Regions from separate parts of the Homo sapiens genome. Here region 2 is linked to region 1. A link is a contact called in ENCODE Hi-C data. All regions are on one chromosome and are shown on one strand. The core of a region is the stretch at or near the end of the contact, and the rest is flanking DNA. Distances in the headings are between cores, read along the strand shown.

Region 1 (7,094 bases), core at 1,397-3,896:
AAAGTTAGCAGAGTTCTCAACCTGAGTACTAGTGACATTTGGGGTCAAAAATGTTTTTGTTGAGGGTATTATAATGTGTATTGTAGGATGTTCAGCAGCATCCCCGGCCTCTACCTGCCAGATGCCAGTAGCACCCTTCCAGGTTACAGCAACCAAAAATGTCTCCAGGCATTGTCAAATGTCCCCTGGGAGGCAAAATCGTCCCCATTTGAGAACCACAGAGTTAAAGTAAGATTACAAAAATGAAAACCCAACTCACAGTTAGGAAGAAAAAGTTAACGGTTGTTTTTACAACGGTGGTAATGTGGTATGCAATTCAAAATTATGTCCACTGGCTAACCTCTACATAGTTTTATTCTAAGGCGAATCGGGTATCAAAATCTTCAAAGAAAAAATGATTCAGCAACTAATAGAGTCTGAAAAAAAAAGAGTATTAGGGGAAGCCCCAAATATTAATTTAATTTAAAGGGAAATTCTTCTGTCTTCTGGTCATAATACATGCTTTTTAATAAATAATTTGTGATACTAGAAAGAACAAAACCAATTGGGACACACAGCACCTTGCCCTTGTCAGCTGAGATGGCGTAGCAGACAACTGCAGAACAAACTTCAATCACAAAGATAATTTTTTGAAATAGATGAGTTCAAGTTACCAGAATAGAGAACTAGCACTAACCCATCTAATAGGTTACAAGCATCTTTTCAGTTTTACGGGATTAAGTGATTGATAAAATTTTTAAATTATGGCAAGCCTGAAAAAAATTAAATACTTGCCTCTCTTGCAGGTTGCTATTTTGGAAGCAATAAAGACTCAGCTCATATGAAAGTGTATTGCCCATTCTTCTGCCAATTCACGTTTGGTTGTAGAATTTTCTTCTCTTCCAGCCCCCCTCCACCTCCCCTCATGACATCCCATTAGCATCCCAAGACAAAGGCAGAACTACAGGGGAGTGGCGCTGGGACCCCTGTGGGTCTTTTCTCAGGCAATGAGAGAATCAGATTCTCCACCTGGAACCCATAAAGGAAGGAACGCCATAACACACAGCTTTTAAAACACATGTTTACATACACTTACAGGAGGACAGGTTACAATATATTCTAGTCCTCTTTCTCTCACTTCAAATTCCATCAGTGTTGTAAATCGGCTCATCTTATGCCCCTTTCTTTCTCTTTCCTCTAGACCAGTGGCTCTCAAAGTGTGATGTGATCAGCATCCCCGGGGAACATGTTAGAAATGCAAATCTTCAGCCCCCACTCCAGACTTAGGGAATCCCCTAAAGTCCAAGCACTCCTTATTTAGGCCAGTGTTCTTTCTAGAACCACAAACATTGTTTCTTACAGAAAGCAAAACTGCAATTCTCATTTCATCCTCAAGCCTGCTGCAAGGTAGTAATATATTAGCCCCACGTGAGCGATGAGGAAACCGGCTCTGGGGTTAAGCGTCGGCTCAAGGTCTCAAAGCTAGTCACTGCAGGTGGAAGATTAAAGTGTTTGCACTTCTTTTCACTACTGAAACAAAGCTATGGCACTTTATTAACAACATCTGGATTTTTTGCTGGTTGGCTGGTTGGTTTTTGTTTTTGCTCTTTCAGCTTTCGTCAATTCGGAAAAATATAAAACAGAGTGGGTGAGAGTAGTGTGCCATATGCCTCGGGTCGTCCCGAGTCGGAATTTAAGGGCAGGACTCTAGAAAGGTGTTTTTCCAGTAAAGACCGTTTCGTTCTGCTGCGGTCCTTCCTGTCTTTGTCCCCGGGACAGCACGCAGCAGATAGAAGCGGCCAGAGCTGCATGGCGGGGCCGCGGGCATCCCCGACGCGACAGGTTGTCCGCGGGAAGACAGCCAGTCCGCGAGGCCCCGGCGCGCCGCGGCTCCGGGCCGGGGGTACTGGTTTACAGGGCAAATTGGCACACCCCAAAGCCCAGGGGACACCCGGGCCTACGCCGCAGCCCGGAAAGGAGGGGGTGAGTGGTGAACCCGAAACCGCCGAGGGCCGCGCGGCCAGAAACCACACGGAGCGCTAGGGTCGCAGTGAAGATCCGGGAGGAGGGTGCAGGCTGGAGGGGAGAGAGCGGGCGAGAACCCACGAAATGGAAATGAGGCGGAGAGAGCGGGTCGGCACTCACTGTGAGGGTCGCTCTTCTCCCGGACCCCGTCAACTCGGCCGTCGGGGTGGATGCGCAGGAAGAAGCCCCCGTTTTTGCAGTACAGCCGCTTGGGGTCCTTGAAGTGGCCGGGCGGGAAGGCGCCGCTGCCGCCATCCTCGGGCAAGGCGGGCAGCGTGGTGATGCTCCCGGCTGCCATGGTCCCTGCGGGGCCCGGCCGGGATCCCCGAGCCGCTGGAGCCGCGCGGGGAGCCGCCGTCCCCCGGCCCCGGCCCCGGCCTCCGACCCGCTCCGGGGCACGGCCCCGGCCCCGGCCCCCCAGCCTCCCGCCCGGCAGCGCGCGGCCGCGCCCGCGGTCCCCCAGCCTCGAGCCGCTCGGCCGCTCTTCTGTCCGCCGGCCCCTGGTGCGCGGCGAGCCGGCGGCCCGGGACCTGGGGTTCACGGATGGGTGTCTCCGCGGACGCCGCCTGGGGAGAGCCGCCTCCCAAGCTGCAGCGCCCGGGATCCCGTTGCAACCGCGGGCACCGCGTCCGCTAATCTGGCACCCGCCGGGCCGCGGCGTCACATCTTCTACATCTCCACCCCCCACACCCACCAGCCTCCCGCGCCCCCAGTTCTCCTCCCTCCTGCGCGCCGCCCCCTACTCGCTCGGGTTTTCTGGGGCCGGCCTCTGAGTTCGGCGGTTCGGCCACAACACGCAAGCGCGCGACATCAGTCCGGCGGGGAGCCCGGCCTCAGTCGGGGGCGGGGGAGAGGCGAGGGGCGGGGGGCGCGCGTCGGAGGCCGCGGCAGGGCTTTGGCATTCCCTGGGCTCCACCGCCCCTTATCCCCCAAAAGTCACCCCCGCCCAACCCCCGCACCACCCAAACCACGTTTAGGCTTTCTCCACACTGCGGGGCTTTTGCTGCGCAACCAGCCGTGACTCAACTTTTAAAAGTTTAAACTCAACTTTCTCCCCCATTTTTTCCCCGCTAGCGTTTCAAAACGGAGAAGCCGTTTCCACCCCAAAGTAGAGAAGTTGCAATCCAAGGAAGAGTCTGTGTCAGAGCAGGCTTTGAAAATCTCTAAATCACCAAAAGACGAGGGGTACAAGTGGGGCATAAACTTTAAAATTAAAGGACAGAGGCTGAAGTCGTCTACCAACAAAAGGAGAGAAAGAGGCCAGAGAAGGGGAGCAGATTGGGTTGCTAAAACGAAAAGGTTTCCTTTACTGACCTATCTTGAATTAGACGACGCAGAAAGATGAGGATGGGGATAAGGATAAATCCTTATCGCGATCGAAGCGCATTAATGTCTTAACTCGGACCTGGCATTTGCCCTAGCTAAATTGTTATGCATTTCTTGGAGAGAGAGTTATTTTCTGTAAATCCCAAATGTAAAATTGAAGTTAATTGCATTTTGGTAATTTTCAGTAGGATATAGCAGGTGCCACAGATGACTAGGAAAATATCTATTCAGAAAACTTGCATGTATTGAGTACCTACTGTGTGCAACACATAATGTTGAGTGTGTGGGAGATGCCAAATCTGATGCCAGCGTCTCACACACTGAGGGAGATAAGATGGGTAGCATGAGTAACACAAATAGCAGTAGAAAGTAGGCCATAGAAGAGTAAGACTAAGTGCTGTGACATTTCAGACATCGGATAACTCAGCGTGGGGAGGCAGGAGATTTGGGGAAGCTTCTAGAAGGAGTTGCAAGTATGGACGTGCCTCCTTGTAGAAACATTAGGTTTCAAAAGGCCATGCATAAGTGCATTTGTTCTTAAGTCTCCAAGAAGGCTTTAACTCCAGATGCATTTCTAGAATGTTACATACAGGAGAATGAGTAAATTCTTTGAAGCTTTAAAACCAGGCATACTGTTTTTATTTTTATTATTTATTTATTTTTTTTAGACAGAGTTTTGCTCTTGTTGCCCAGGCTGGAGATCAATGGCACGATCTCGGCTCACCGCAACCTCCACCTCCTGGGTTCAAGCGATTCTCCTACTTCAGCCTACCGAATAGCTGGGATTACAGGCATGCGCCACCACCACGCAGGGCTAATTTTTTGTATTTTTAGTAGAGACGGGGTTTCTCCATGTTGGTCAGGCTGGTCTCGAACTCCCAACCTCAGGTGATCTGCCCGCCTCAGCCTCCCATAGTACTGGGATTACAGGCGTGAGCCACCGCGCCAGGCCCAAAACCAGGCATATTCTTCTTTCTTCTTGCAGTTGGTATATGTTCTATAGAGGAGGAAAAAAAAAATTTCCCCATTCATTACTAGGTTTATGGCTGAAGCCCCTGTAACAAAAGACACATTAACAAGAGAAAAACATACTAACTTATTTATGTGAGTTTTACACAAAACAGGAGACTTCAGAAATTAAGACCCAAAGTTAAGAGGGAAGCCTGTGTATTTTTAAGGCTAGGATTGATAAAGAAGTGGAAGTCATGGAGAAGTATGATTGGACAAATCTGTGATCTAATGGTAATAAACTGGGGGGACTTACTTAGCAAGGCCTATTTGCTCAGATTCTTTTCCCTGTCCGTGTGTCTTCAGAGATAAGGATGTCTGTTTCCTCCAGGTATAGGGAAGGCACCTCTGGAATGAAGGTCTTATGGTCTGCCTCAGAAGAGAAGATCTGGGGAAAGTGAAAGTAACCCTCTTGCTTCTGCTCTTTTCTTAAGTGCCAAGGTACCATTATTTTTGGGTAGCATGTCCTGAACGCCATCAGTTCTCTAACATCTCTCTCCAAAATGGATTTGTTTCATCTTCATTGAAGATCCGTCTGTTGAGACAAAATCACTCCCTCCAGATGATCTCTGTAGGTGCTACTGTGGTGCTGAGTAGTCCCTAGAATGATTGAACTCTCACTTGAACTCTGTGTCACAGAAACCTGAGGATTCCAGGAGCACGGGGATAAAATCTAAGTCATGATATTTTTTAACAATGGCATCCAGAAACCTGGGGAGCAGCTACACGCAGTAAAATAACTTGTATTCCCTACAATTCAAACAAATAATCTAATTTTCAAATGGGAAAAGATTTGAACAGACACTTCTCCAAAGAAAATATACAAATAGCCAATAAACACATGACAAGGGGCTCAACATCATTAGACATTAGAGAAATACAAATCAAAACAACAATGAGATACTACTTTACACCCACTAGGATAGCTATAATTAAGAAATAACAACAACAAAAAATAATAAGTGTTGAAGATGTGGTAAAAGTGGAACCCTCAAACATTGCTGGTGGAAAGGTAAAATGATGTAGTCAATATAAAAACAGTCTGACAGTTAACTCTAAAATTAAACAGAGTCACCAGACAACCCAGCAATTCCACTCCTAGGTATGTAGCCAAGAGAATTGGAAACATATATTCACATGAAAACATGTACATAAATGTTCATAGCAGCTTTATTCATAATAACCAAAATGTGGAAACAAGCCAGATGTCCATCAAATGATGAATGGATAAATCAATTGTGGTATATCCATACAATGAAATGTTATTTGGCAATAAACAGAAATGAATTACTGATACGTGCTACAACATGGATGAAGCTTGGAAACATTATGCTCAGTGGAAAAAGACAGAAAAGGCCAGGTGTTATATGATTCCATTTATATGAGATGCCTAGGGTAGGCAAATCCATAGAAACAGAAAGCAGCTTAGTGGTTGCCAGGGCTGAAGGAGAGGGAAATGGGCAGTGACTGCTAATGAGTATGGGATTTCCTTTGGGACCTATAAAAGAGTTCCGGAATTAGATAGTGGTGATGGTTATTACACAACTTTGTGAATATACTGAAAACCATTGAATTGAACACTTTAAAATGGTGAATTTCATGATACATGAATTGTATCTTCAAAAAAAGAGAAAGAAAAATAATAGATGTCAAAATGAAAATGAGTTTTTTTCTCCCATAAAGTCGGGAGGAAAAAGATATCATCCAGTGCTATTAAGGATGAGGTGAACCAAAGACCTTATCGACAGTCAGAGGGAGGCTAAATTATACAGCATTTTGGGAAAACTATTTTAAAAGGTACATCACAGTTTTAATTTTTGATTTTTTTTCTTTTTTGAGACAGGGTCTCGCTCTGTCAACCCAAGCTGGTGTGCATTGGCAGAATCGTGGGTCACTGTAACCTCGACCTCCTGGGCTCAGGTGGTCCTCCTACCTCAGCCTCCCAGGTTTGCTGGGACTACAGGCGCATGCCACCATGCCTGGCTAATCTTTTGTATATTTTATAGAGACAGGTTTCACCATGTTGCCCAGGTTGGTCTCAAACTCCTGGGGTCATGCGATCTGCCAGTCTCAGCATGCCAAAGTGCTGGGATTACAGGCATGTGTCACCATGACTGGCCCAATTTTTGAAATTTAAATAACCATTTGAGGCAACAGTTTTGATGTAAGAAATTTATTCTCAAGAAACGATTATAGATGTACACAAGATTTATTAACCTGGATGTTCATTATATCCTTGATCATAATGAGGAAAAATAAGGGATAATCTAGGTGATTAATGTGAATAAATTACATTATATTCATTCGAAGTAGTACGTTCCATGTAGCCAAATAAACAGTTTTGTGGGAGAATATATAATAACATGAAAAAAATTCTTGCAATATTGTATATTGTTAATTGAAAGAAGTAGGTTACAAAACTGTATAATAGTATCTCATTTATTTAATATGCTTTCATACACATAATAGAATGAGAAACACTAAAGTATTTGTAGTGATATTTTGGAAGGTAGAATTTTTTATGCAAACAACTAATTACTCACTATCACATAAACTTATCATCTAAAATTGTATCTTGTTTGTTTTTGTATTTATTATCAGTTTCCTTCCCCTAATATAATACAAGAAAACTTAGAGCAGAGATCTTTCTGACCTGTACATTGCTGTATCCCAAGGACCTAATGGCACTAAGTGGGGCCTCAGTAAGTTGGTTTGCTTGTTTGTTTCTTTTTTGACAAATGAAGGAATGCATTATT
Region 2 (6,438 bases), core at 2,960-5,459, 590 kb before region 1:
CTTTATTTACCACATTATTAAACATCCCAGTCCCACCTTCACTATCACCACTAAGTTCTAAATACAAGTAATTTATTGAGCCTTAAAATTTAACTGTACCTTAAATTTCCCTTTCTCAATTGAGAACATGAAACACAATTTTGCCAAGACACAAACTGCTACATTGGTTGTGATTAGGGAGGAAAATTTTTTTTTTAAATGCTGAGAGCCCTTATGAGTGAGTGACAGGCTTAATTAATGATCTCCATCATTCAATTTCTCCCATTTTCACTTTTCTCTTTCTTTTAGGGGATAAGTGGGAGGGAAAGCGTATGTTTGTTTGGCTCATCAGTATTGTGGTTTTAATTCCCTTATATAATTTTAAAAAGCCACTATGCTTCTGAGACTTCTTTTCAGGGGCTTTTTGTCCCCAGAGTTTCAAAACTCACGGCAAATAGTTTTCTCCAACCCTGCTTATTTCAAATATGAAACAGGAAACTGTGATGTCGTGTCTAGTAAACCATCAAAAGCACTCTGTTTAAAATAGAGAAATTAAATGAGCTCATTGCTGCTTTAAAATACCTTAATTTTTGGCAGAACACCTACCTATCTAGGAGTAAAAGGTTAATTAAATAAAAAGATCGTCACTTCTTCCTAAGTACATCAGTTGTTTTAGCAAATGAGTTCTTTCATCGGAAAAGATGAAAGATGTCATCGTTCTAGTACGAGAATGATGTGCACTGAAGACACTACTTACAACTAAAAAGTTCGTTTAATGCATGGAACAAGAGAATAATAGAACTTGAGCATTCTACTGATATCATTTTCATATTTTTTAATATCAATAACTATGTGGATATACGCATAGCCAATCACAACTGTATGTAACTGAGCAGCCATTTAGAGCACTTAAGGAGAACAGAATACTTCTCTGAGGCTTTGACATGATAAACATATAAGTTCACTATCTAAACATTAAGTCATATTTTAAATGGATACTTTAAGCAATCGCTTCCTGTACAACCAGAATGAGATATATGCTGATTTTAATGACAGTGATAATAAAGTTGGTTACGTAATTCCAACCCAGTCACTGGGTAAAATGATGAGCATTAGTGTTCAGAGGCAAAGTTTCTTAAGGGAAATTATTATCATGATTAATGTGGTTAACATAAAAAGTGGTAGGCTAGTGGGGCGCTGGGAGGGATGGAACAGCTGCTTGACTCTCACAGCAAAACAAGGTTCACTTTTTTTAAAGTTTTTCTTTACGAGGTTATTTTGTCGTAATTGTTGGCAATATTAGATAGTAATAGTTTCTTTTAAATAGAAAACATATATTCTTGCCACTGAATTTCTACATTTTCACTGGCAATCCAAACTTCCTTAGTGCTCTTTTGCTTATCATCAGTGTTAGTTTTCCTGCAATAAATGTGCTTAGCTAGATAAGTACTAGAAAGCTTAAATGGACGAGTTGAGTTTTTCTCTTTTTCAACTCTCTGAAAACAACTTCACTTTATTAAGAAGATAGAAAGGTGGGAAGTAAATGAAACAAAACACAAATTTTGGTCTTCAGAGTGACTGTTTCCTGAAAGATTACTAAAATCCTCAATTCTAAAGATTCAATGAGTTTTAGAAGATCATAAAAAATAAAAGTAGAGGAGTGTTCCCCTAAATTTTTATTTTAGAAAATACAAGACATGGCTGGGCGCGGTGGCTCACACCTGTAATCCCAGCACTTTGGGAGGCCAAGGCAGAAGGATCACGAGGTCAGGAGTCTGAGACCAGCCTGGCCAACATGGTGAAACCCCGTCTCTACCAAAAATATAAAAATTAGCCGGGCGTGGTGGCGCACGCCTGTAATTCTAGCTACTCAGGAGGTTGAGGCAGAAGAATTGCTTGAACCTGGGAGGCAGAGGCTACAGTGAGCTGAGATCGCACCACTGCAGTCCCGCCTGAGCAACAGAGTGAGGCTCCATCTCAGACAGAAAAAAAAAAAAATGGAAAAGAAAGTTCAAGACACTAGGAGACAGGTAAATAATGTATCCAAATGATTGTTAAAGCCCATTTGTAACTAAGAAATGGGTAGCAGGATTATGTGTCATTTTTAATTCATTATACTCATCTGCATTTTCAAAAACAATGTTACAATAAACATGTTACTTTTATCAGCAGATAAGAGGATTTAAATGCTTTCCCATTTCCGGCTGCCAGGTCAGCCTCCTGATCCAGCTCTTAGTGGAGATCAAGAGCTTATACTTTTTTCCTAAATCCACACCACTGGCACAGCACTGAACGCGTCCCAGGTGCTCAGCAAGTCTGGACTGACTAATTAATTGATGTAGGGGTCCTTCACCTTTGTACACCTCTGTACTTAAAACACTGTTCTCAAGGGTGTCTAAACACACTTAGAAAAAGCTGCTCTGGTTTTAAACGACATATAAATTCCCTACTAAAGCAACTTCTCTCTGTTCATCATTACTCAAAAGCAGATGAGTAAGGTGACATTTCACGTTGCTAGTTAGAAGTGGCTTGGAACAAAAAGCCACTAACTTCTGGTTTAGACTTTGTTCACTCTAAAAATAAGTTACTTGGGGTATCAGATATGACCTAGTCTTTCCTTTTTTTTTTTTTTGACGGAGTCTCGCTCTGTCGCCAGGCTGGAGAGCAGTGGCACGATCAAGGTTCACTGCAACCTCCACCTCCAGGGTTCAAGGGATTCTCCCGCCTCAGCCTCCCAAGTAGCTGGGACTACAGGCACGCGCCACCACACCCATCTTTAGTAGAGATGGGATTTCACCATGTTGGCCAGGATGGTCTCAATCTCTTGGCCTTGTGATCCGCCTGCCTCGGCTTCCCAAAGTGCAGTGGCGTGAGCCACTGCGCCCAGCCTAGTCCTTAACGTTTTTATCAAGAGTGCTGCCTACACATTTCAATTGTAGATGTATTAAAATTGAGATTACTCATTTTTTCCAAAGAATGTGGGAAAGCGATTGCCATAATCTCCTTAAGGACAAGGTCTCCATCATCCTTCCACCTCTAGTGCTGGGGCCAGGATGTGGGGCAGAGTAGGTGCTTGGTAACTGTTGAGGATTTAATGAATCAATCAATCAGTACTCCTACACACCTACCTTGTCACAGGTGGACACAATATGTTTCACAGAGAAGAGTGGTCTAAAAATATTTATTCCAAGTATTAAGGTAAACACCCTATCACTACCCAAGACACAATAAAAGGGCAATAAAACATTGTTTTCTACACGTTAAGCACCTGAAATCTTTTTTTTTTTAATTTGAGTTGGAGTTTCACTCTTGTTGCCCAGGCACTTTTGTTGCCAGGCTGGAGTGCAATGGCGTGATCTCGGCTCACTGCAACCTCTGCCCCGCTGGCTCAAGAGATTCTCCTGTCTCAACCTCCCAAGTAGCTGGGATTACAGGTGCCCGCCACCACGCCCAGCTAATTTTTGTATTTTTAGTAGAGATGGGGTTTCACCATGTTGGCCAGGCTGGTCTCGAACTCCAGACCTCAGGTGATCCACCCGCCTTGGCCTCCCAAAGTGCTGGGATTACAGGCATGAACCACAGTGCCCAGTCCCTAAAACCATTTCATAAGAATATTTGTGGCTAATGATTAAATGTAATGGGAAATAAAGCCTTTTTAAGCTGAAGCTATTTTAACAAACAGGAGAATTCTAGAGTTGAATTATGTGTAAAACACAAAAAGACCTTGAATAAATGTCAACAAGTTATGAAAATTGTTCACCTCATAAAACATATAGATTTACAGCCTGAGTCAAAATGCATGGCTTAAAATGACGCTGTTTCTCTAGCATCTTCCAGGGAGTGCTTTCTTGGTTACTCTTCAGTGTTTTAATAATACTCTTTTTTCTTCTGCTTTTTAAAACTTTTGTGCTGTCAGATATATATGATACTCCATGCCACCTTGCTAATGCTAAGACAGCTATTGTATCCATAAAACCACTGCACAGTGTCTAAATCAGGAGCTGAATATGTTCTTCTACCTTTTATCGGCTCTAAAAAATGCAGAGCAAACATTATCTATTGTTAATTACCTGTAAAGTAGGGCTTTAGCCACTTCCCCTGTTTCTAAGAGCCCTGAAGTGAAACCTAAAAGAAGTCACCCATTGTTTTCAATTGTGCAAGGGCCAGGAGCAAACAGGGCTCAAATTGCAGCTCTGAAAGGCCACAGGAAATTGGCATACCACTAATCTGCACTCAACTATTCAAAGAAACAAAGCCTGCATTCCTGCTGAAAAACTCACCAGCAGAAACCCAAGGCAGATCTGTTCAGTAAGGACCACAGAATAAATCTGCAGAAATAAAAGTTTTTAATTAGAGTGCCATGAGACCTGGCTCTAGTTTCCTAGCTCTGAGAGTAACACACATCGTTTAGATTTCTACGTAGTCTTCCCAATTTTCTCCAAAATGAGACTACATAATTAGAATCCTTCCTGTTTAATGATGTCAGCAGGGATGGGGTTGGAGGAGATAATAAGAGGTCAACTGTTCACTATAGATAGCTGAGTTATAATAAACTAGAGTACTGAAATAATAAAAATGTAAGGGGATTTAAATTTACTTTTGTGTATTTGGGCTTTAAACATTCCCTGTAAACACAACAACGTTGTTTCTAAAGCATAGGAGTTGAATACAGTTAAGAAATTGGCCAGATTATCTTTCATATGGAACAGAGCAATTTAAAATGAGCTTCCTATAACATTCAAGTATGAAAATAAGGATTGTTTTTTTCAACTGGATATTCCATCACAGCAAAAGTCATGAGCCAAACCCTGATGCTTCAGCTGGTTTGGCCCATCTGCTTGATCTTACATAGTGAGAGCAGAATGAACTAACAGAATCAGGGAGTTTAGGTTCTAGTCCTAACTTTATCAATAAATGTGAAAATCATAATCCTCCCTGTGTTAGATTTTATCTGCAAAACTAGGCTAATAACTTGGCCCCTCTTTCACTCGTAAGTATGTCAAAAGCCCAATATGTTATAACCTAGGTACTTACAGAAAATGTGTGCAATATACAATCTGAGATATTACTGTATTTACTAATAATAGTGCTTTGAGTGATAGATTCCATAATATTATAGATCTATCCCCAAGACCATTCAAAAGTATTTACAGCCATAGTACATATGAAAAAAAAGAATGTTTTGAGGGGTTTCATGCCTATGCCAAGTTCAGCAAGAAGAGTAAACAATAGTTTAGTATCCAGGAGAAAGAGCATTAGCATCTAAGAAGCTGGGAAGGGCCCTGGCATTTTTTTTTTTTTTACTTTTTTAATTACTCTTAAGGATACTTTGGACGCTTAACAGAGAAGACCAAGTGGTTTGCATTATCAATAACTAAAAATACATTAGTAAAATGAAGGAGGAGTTGATTCCAGGCATTTCCATGTCAGGCCTATCTATTTGGGATGTTATAGAAAGGATGCATTATTATATCCCGTGAGAGGTGAGCCAATTCCACAGCCTTGAACATCTGTCTCCTCTAGTGCCAGAGGTTTTACTGCCACAATTCTTAAAATTAGTCTCCCCTGGAAACCTTAACATGATCAATGATATTACTGAAATTCTCTGCAGCAGATAATTACATATCTTTTTTAGAATTCTATTTACTAGTATTTGCTAGACAAAAATGACTTTAGGCAGGAGACACATCATGTCAGAATATATATTTTATTAATGCAGTGAATGGCCCTCTGGCCAGAAAAACAGAAGCCAAATATGGGCTTTTATGACTCGATTGTAAAATGCAGGGAAAAATATCAATGAATATTTATTGAGTGCCTACTATGGGCAAAGCACCTTAGGAGTACAGGTAAATCTACAACATAAACCCAGTCTGAAAGAATTATAATATGGAAGGGAGACAAGACATAAACACTAAAAACTCAACATTAAAAGTAATGATCAGTTTACAGAATGTTGTTACTAAAGAATTTCTGAGAGAGATTATTTTGCCATGATCCAGTCAGAAAAGTAGGATTTAAACCTTGTTGCAAAGAATAGGATTGAAAAGGCAAAGACAGTGTCTCAGGTCTGGAGTTGAAGGTGTGTTGCAGGGACAGAGAGCGAACCAATTCCACTGGATAGAAGATTTATGTTTCAGAAAAGTAGGAAAGAAGGGTGAAAGGGCAGGGTAGGAGTCTGAAAGCGCAGCCACAAATACGCAGTGCATGAGTTTTAACTTAATCCTAGACTTAATGTAAAGAGTGACTGCAGGAAAAGACGGCAGGGCAAGAGGCAAAGACAAGACTTGGGGTGTCAAAAAGACATACAGTCTGATGAACTGGAAAAGATTAATTTTTAATATGGTTATTTGTTATGCAGTCATGCTGTAGACCAGTAACATCATATGATAAATGACACAAATGTTTCCAAGTGTAAATCATCATATTCCAAGTAGGCAGCCACCAGTAGACACACAT

Evidence for each region. A loop is a pair of places that touch in the nucleus more often than their neighbours do. Pooled maps may share reads with other maps.
Region 2: a pooled map shows a loop between it and region 1 (3-fold over the local background). The contact joins the enhancer-like site here to the promoter of FGF2 in region 1. A Hi-C loop is called at or near these places in 2 of 37 single-sample maps with no recorded cell type and 4 of 50 pooled maps.

The regions. Positions count from the first base shown.
Region 1 is chr4:122,822,383-122,829,476 of GRCh38, reverse strand. It overlaps FGF2 (fibroblast growth factor 2), which reads right to left and starts at 2,646. Exons shown (of 3, transcript NM_001361665.2): 1 at 2,125-2,646. The coding sequence starts at 2,302. RefSeq lists enhancers at 1,114-1,163, 690-1,215, 1,204-1,343, 1,216-1,741, 2,024-2,103, silencers at 1,689-1,983, 2,324-2,803, cis regulatory regions at 3,303-3,341, 3,342-3,412 and promoters at 2,469-3,436, 2,605-3,787.
Region 2 is chr4:123,416,367-123,422,804 of GRCh38, reverse strand. No RefSeq gene overlaps it. Among named protein-coding and RNA genes, the nearest start is that of SPRY1, 23 kb to the right of the region's middle. RefSeq lists an enhancer at 3,941-4,498. Within about 2 kb of position 4,209, at least 12 of the 41 ENCODE cell types and tissues checked have a DNase peak (open chromatin) inside an H3K27ac peak, as active enhancers do.